2 separate regions of the Homo sapiens genome follow, and region 1 is linked to region 2. The links are chromatin loops, found by intact Hi-C in ENCODE. Cell type or tissue: PC-3. All regions are shown on one strand. Each heading gives the region's core, and the rest is flanking DNA. Links, peaks and the distances in the headings are about the cores only.

What was found. Hi-C counts contacts between places; a loop is a spot of excess contacts. Peaks named below come from ENCODE experiments on the same cell type or tissue, not always from the same donor. Only the 100,000 strongest peaks of a DNase experiment are listed, where the experiment ranks them.
Region 1: a loop joins it to region 2, with 3 times the contacts of the local background. A loop is called at or near these places in 2 of 110 quality-filtered maps.

What each region holds. Positions count from the first base shown.
Region 1 is chr10:54,202,447-54,205,375 of GRCh38, forward strand. The region is part of intron 10 of PCDH15 (protocadherin related 15); the gene reads right to left. Among named protein-coding and RNA genes, the nearest start is that of MIR548F1, 400 kb to the right of the region's middle. In PC-3, for the core only: no CTCF peak of the experiment used is centred there; a DNase peak (open chromatin) is centred at 1,175; H3K4me3 peaks cover 714 bases; H3K27ac peaks cover 1,988 bases.
Region 2 is chr10:54,122,905-54,125,833 of GRCh38, forward strand. The region is part of intron 15 of PCDH15 (protocadherin related 15); the gene reads right to left. Among named protein-coding and RNA genes, the nearest start is that of MIR548F1, 480 kb to the right of the region's middle. In PC-3, for the core only: no CTCF peak of the experiment used is centred there; a DNase peak (open chromatin) is centred at 1,787; H3K27ac peaks cover 424 bases.

The DNA.
Region 1 (2,929 bases), core at 176-2,675, 79 kb after region 2:
ATGGCAACCACACAAGGCAATCATTCTCAAACTCTGATGTACCTAAGAATAGAATGGAAGGCCTAATAAAAAGCAGATTCCCTGGGCCAGGCGCAGTGTCTCACGCCTGTAATCCTAACACTTTGGGAGGCTGAGGCAGGTGGATCACCAGAGGTCGGGAGTTCGAGACCAGCCTGACCAATGTAGAGAAACCCTGTGTCTACTAAAAATACACAATTAGCCGGGCATGGCGCTGCATGCCTGTAATGCCAGCTACTCGGGAGGCTGAGGCAGAAGAATCGCTTGAACCCGGGAGGCAGAGGTTGCAGTGAGCCAAGATTGCGCCACTACATTCCAGCCTGAGCAACAAGAGCGAAACCCCACCTCAAAAAAAAAAAAAAAAAAAGTAGTTTCCCACACCCTATCCACAAAGATTCTCGTTCATATGTTGATGTTAGAGGCAAGGAATCTCCATTTTTATCAAACTGTCTGTGGTGGTTATAATGTGAGCAGAATGTACTTTCACAGACATTATTCTGGGTGTGGCTACTCAAACTCCAATTTTTAGAGAATCTTTCTTTTTAGCCCTATTGGTTAGGGCTATTGGTTAGCCCTATTGGTTAGTGGACCAGTCTTTACTAATGGATAGTCCTTATAATCTGGAGCAAAAACTCCAGATAATACAGTGCATCCAAGAGCCAATGTTGTCACGCCAGAAGATTTGGAGTCTAGTAACTGAAACTGCATGCAATTATACAATTATCAACTGTGTAGGTTCAACACCACTAAAATTGTCATGTGACTCTAGCATTACCAAAGATTGCTCGTGTGTCAGTGGGAATACTCTACAAGTAATAAGCTCAGTCTTAGCTAGTATTCATAGGTCATGGTCAAATCCTCTTGACATTCCATTATTCATAATTAATTAGAATTTAGGTATGTTGGTGTATGTGTGCACGTATGCCTGTGTATACACAGTATCAATATAGTTTTGGGTGTAAGCCACCACTTTTACTTTATCATTTTTAAATAAAGGAACCTCAGATTGAGAAAAAAAGCAGAGAGAAGGTAATTTGACATACAGAAAGTTTTTGGTTTCTAGTCAGAGTCAGAGAAAGACAAACGCATATAGAATGTACCCGGAAGGCAGATAATGACAACATTCTGAGTAATAGTATATTCCTGTTGCTAGTGACTAAACATAGGATATAAGGCTACTATGTAATTCAAAATTTTCTTCTTCCTGTGTTCCCTTCCTGGACACCACACCTCTTGCTAAACAGCTCTTCAGTAAAGCCTTCAATATACAAGGGTGTAATTTTTCCAAGTTTCTTCACCCAGCAAGGTGCAGGCTGCATATTGATCTTTATATGAGGATGATTCTGAAAAACGGGCAAATTGACCGAACTACCAATGATTCACGCATATCCCTTTATTCCTTTATTTTCAATTTTAAATTCAACTCTCAAGTAGACAAAGAAGATTGTTTGCTTTGGTTAATTTTGCTGGAGGGCTAAATTATATATCCTGTCTTTCTTTATGGATAGAAATTGCATTTGCTTAACATTTTAAAAATCACTTTAGACAGTTAAAATATGTTTACTTAAGCTTTCAACCAATTTATTTTTTGGCAATAACAATATTATTAGTGTATAACCTTCAAATAGCCTGACATTTGGACATGTTTGTCTTGGGATTCAAACGTGAATTACTTGTACTTTTATTTTGAAATCAAAATGTTAATAAAAGTCTCAGATTTTTCTTTAGCAGACAATTCATTGCCATTGAATTTTTTCACAGGTGGAAAGTATATGGTTGTGGAACATATACATCCTGAGTTGGTTACAGTACAGAAAAATAGAAGGAATCATAAAACTCTTAAGAATCTGATTAAAAACATCAACATTTAATCCAATTATAAAGTGTTGCAAAAAAAAAAAGAGAAAAGTAATCTATGCTGTTAGAATCCTATAGTGGAAGTTTGTGGTTGTGTCAGGTGGAGGTAAGGTGATTAGTGACTAGGAGGAGGTGTAGGAGGCGTATGGGATGTTTGTAGCATCTTTTTTTAACAAAAATCTGGTTGTTAGTTACATGATTAACTTCACTCTGTGAAAATTCATCAAGATATACACTTTCCTGTATGTCAGCAGCATGTCAGCATTTCAATAAAAATGTTACTAAAAAAATAAGCTATGAACTTGCTCCCCAAAAAAGTGTACATAGACTATCCCTTCCTCTCCTATCACAGTAAACTAGGATACGGGCGCTCAAGTCCAAGTGGTAATTTAATAGCAGCTGCCCTAGGAAGTGACATGGAAAACCAACATTATGAAGATACGTGAAAATTAAAGATGCTCCCCTCTTCAACCATCTGTGTTCATTAAAGATGGACCCCAAAAGTAAACTTGGCCTTTTGCACTTTCCCACTAAGTGTTTCCCAAATACTGTGGTTTCCAAAGCCCTGCTTCTTATCTGCTGCCTTAAAATAATCTAAGGTAATTGTTAAAGCAAATTCCCAGGGGCTCAACCAAAATATCTGACATGTATCTGCTGTATTGCTTATTTGTTTTCTTTATTAGTTTAATTTTATCATATCTTCCTAAGTTTTCAAGTAATTTTAATATATGACTTGCTCTCAAAATTTAGCATCCGAAAATCACATGTAAATCTTGATTCTGTAGGGAGAGCCCTGAAGTCTGCCTTTCCAAAACAGCCACATCCCCTGGTCCTGGATATGTAGAATCAGTAGTCGTTTGGGATCAGTTGGATCAGGCATTTTAGCTTCTCTCACACAGGCTTATAGGTAGCTGTTACACTAAAAAAGCCTAGGGTGAGCAGCTGAGGCCAACTCTGTTCTAGCCTTTTATGTAAGTCATTATCACTCTTCTTCACTTTCAGCAAAGTCTCTTAATTTGGACTTAGTTGGAAACTGAATGGAAGGAATTCATTT
Region 2 (2,929 bases), core at 328-2,827:
AATAAGCACTGTGGAAAGGACTCCCTATTCAATAAATGGAGCTTGGATAGCTGGTGAGCTATATGCAGAAGAATGAAACTGGATACCTACCTTTTACTACATACAAAAATTAACTCAAGATGGCTTAAATATTTTAATGTAAGAACTAAAACTATAAGAATCCTAGAAGAAAACCTAGGAAACACTATTCTGGACATCACCTTTGGCAAAGGATTTATGATTAAGTCCTCGAAAGCAATTGCAACAAAAATGATCATTGATAAGTTGGACCTAATTAAACTAAAGAGCTTCTGCACAGCAAAAGAAACCATCGACAGAGTGAACAGATAACCTACAGAACAGGAGAGAATATTCCCAAAATACGCATCCAACAAATGTCTTATATTCACAATCTACAAGTAGCTTAAAGAATTAAACAAGCAAAAACAAAAAATTCCATCAAAAAATGAGTAAAAGACATTAATAGGCACTTCTCAACAGAAAGGGATACAAGTAGCCAAGAAATATATGAAAAAAATGCTTAATATCACTAATCATCAGAGAAATGCAAGTCAAAACCACTATGAGATACCTACTCACACCAGTCAGGGTGGCTATTATTTAAAAGTAAAACAACAACAGATGATGGGAGGCTGCAGAGAAAATAGAATACTTATATACTCTTGGTGGGAATGTAGATTAGTTCAGCCACAGTGGAAATCAGTTTGGAGATTTCTCAAAGAACTAAAAATAGAACTACCATCTGACCCAGCAATGCCACCCAAAAGAAAATAAATTGACTGAAAAGACACAGGCACTTGTATGCTCACAGCAGTACTCTTCATGATAGCAAGGACATGGAATCAACCTAGGTGCCCATCGGTGGTGGAGCATATAAAGAAAATGTGGCACATATACACTACGGAATACTACATAGCCCTAAAAAAGGAAATTGTGTCCTTCTTAGCAACCTGGATACAGCTGGAGGCCATCATCCTAATTGAATTAACACAGAAATAGAACAACAAATATTACATATTCTCACTTATAAGTGAGAACTAAATGGTGCATACATGTAGACATAAACTTGGGAACAAAAGACACTGGGGAGTACTAGAGGGGGCTGGCTGAGAGGGAGCGTAGCAAGGCTGGAAAAACCAACTGTTGGGTGCTGTGCTAACTACCTTGGTGACAGGATTAATTGTACCCCAAACATCAGCATCATGTGACATACCCATATAATAAACGTGTACATGTACCCTTTGAATCTAAATAAAAACGGAAAAATAAAGAATGGCAAAATTAAAAGAAAAACAAACAATACATTTTGCTAAATGAAATAAGTCAGACACAAAAGGACACATGCTATATGATTCCACTTATATAAGGTAGCTATAACAGTCAAATTAATAGAGACAGAAAGTTACATGGTGGGTGCCAGGAGCTGTGGGCTGGTGTTTGGGGAGTTAGTGTTTACTGAGTACGGAGTTTCAGTTTGGGAGGATGAGAAAGTTCTGGAAACAGACGGTGATGATGTTGCACAAAAATGTGAATGTACTTAATGCCAAAGATGGTTATAATGGTAAGTATCGTGTTCCATATTTTTATTACAACTACAATAATAAAAGATATGTAGGAATTTGCCAGATGAACAAGATGAAAAAGGGCATTGCCATGAAATAAACATAATGAATCTGAAAAAAATAAAAGCATCTTTGATTGCAAAAGAGCAAATTGCAAATATCCAAAGTAATCCTTGTAATACACGTGACATTATAAATTTTACGATGCAGTGCCTATGATTCACGCACACTGTACCTGAACCAGCTGTGAAACATTCATGAATCATAAACTCCTGTATCATCTTCAGAGCAAAAATGCATCCTATTTTACAAGAAATATTCATCAAAAAAGGGAAAGAGAAGTAAAAACCCTGAAATTTCTAGAACCTTTCAAAGATATCAGAAAAACAAATCAATACCTCTGACAGGACCTGTTAATTCAGAGGGTCATGCTGTAAGACAGCTTGCATTTAATTCAAACTGTTTTGGAACAAGATCAATTCTGTAGTGAGATCAAGGCAGCAGAAATTTTTCCTCAGGGCTAAAAATAATAATTCCTTGAGGCCCAGACATTAAATTCCATGGCTTCTTGAAACTATTCAAAAATGAGAAGAATGGATAAAGATTAAAAGAAAACACATGCTGCAAGCTGACAAAACACCTTTTTAGACTTACACCCAATTCGTTCATTAGTCAAATGTGTGGTTTTTTTTTTCCCTTCAGGTAACTGGAGGTGTCAACATTCAACTTCTTGGTCTGTTTCTCGTCATTTTCTATTTTCTCCTGCTATTTGTCTCTGAGCTGTTATACCTGTTATTGCAGTTTCCAACAAGAAAAAGCCAGGAAAAGGAAAGAGAATCAAAGCATCAGAGCGAGTCACCTCACTGGGAGGTGGAACCAGAAGTTTTAAAGCAGTAGCAAAATTTGTATGTTCTGGGTGTCAGTGGACACTTTCTGTATAATAATTTTATTTTACTTTTGTTAAGAATCATGAAGCAACCACAAAAAATTAAATCAAGGCTTATCAAGTAGATGTTTGAAAGAGAAACAATGATTCACCTTATAGGTAGATGTACTTTGCTATTGAAGGGATTGTGGGCAAGTCTAAGCAAAGCTGAAGGGAATAAGGAAATTTCATTCCTTAGAGAAGACAGCATAGAATAATAGTACAGAGAGTGTAGGGTAGAACAGCTTGCATTCTAATCCCACATCTGCAACAGGATTCTCTTTGACATAGGAAAAGTTACTTCTGCTTTGTTGGGAGTATTAAAAATGGAGAAGTTTTCAAGTGCTTAGTGTAGTTCCTGGCTTATGATAGCATCAATTAAAATTAGGTATTGATGCTATTATTATTAATATTGATCTCTTAGCCATCTATATCTTCAGCA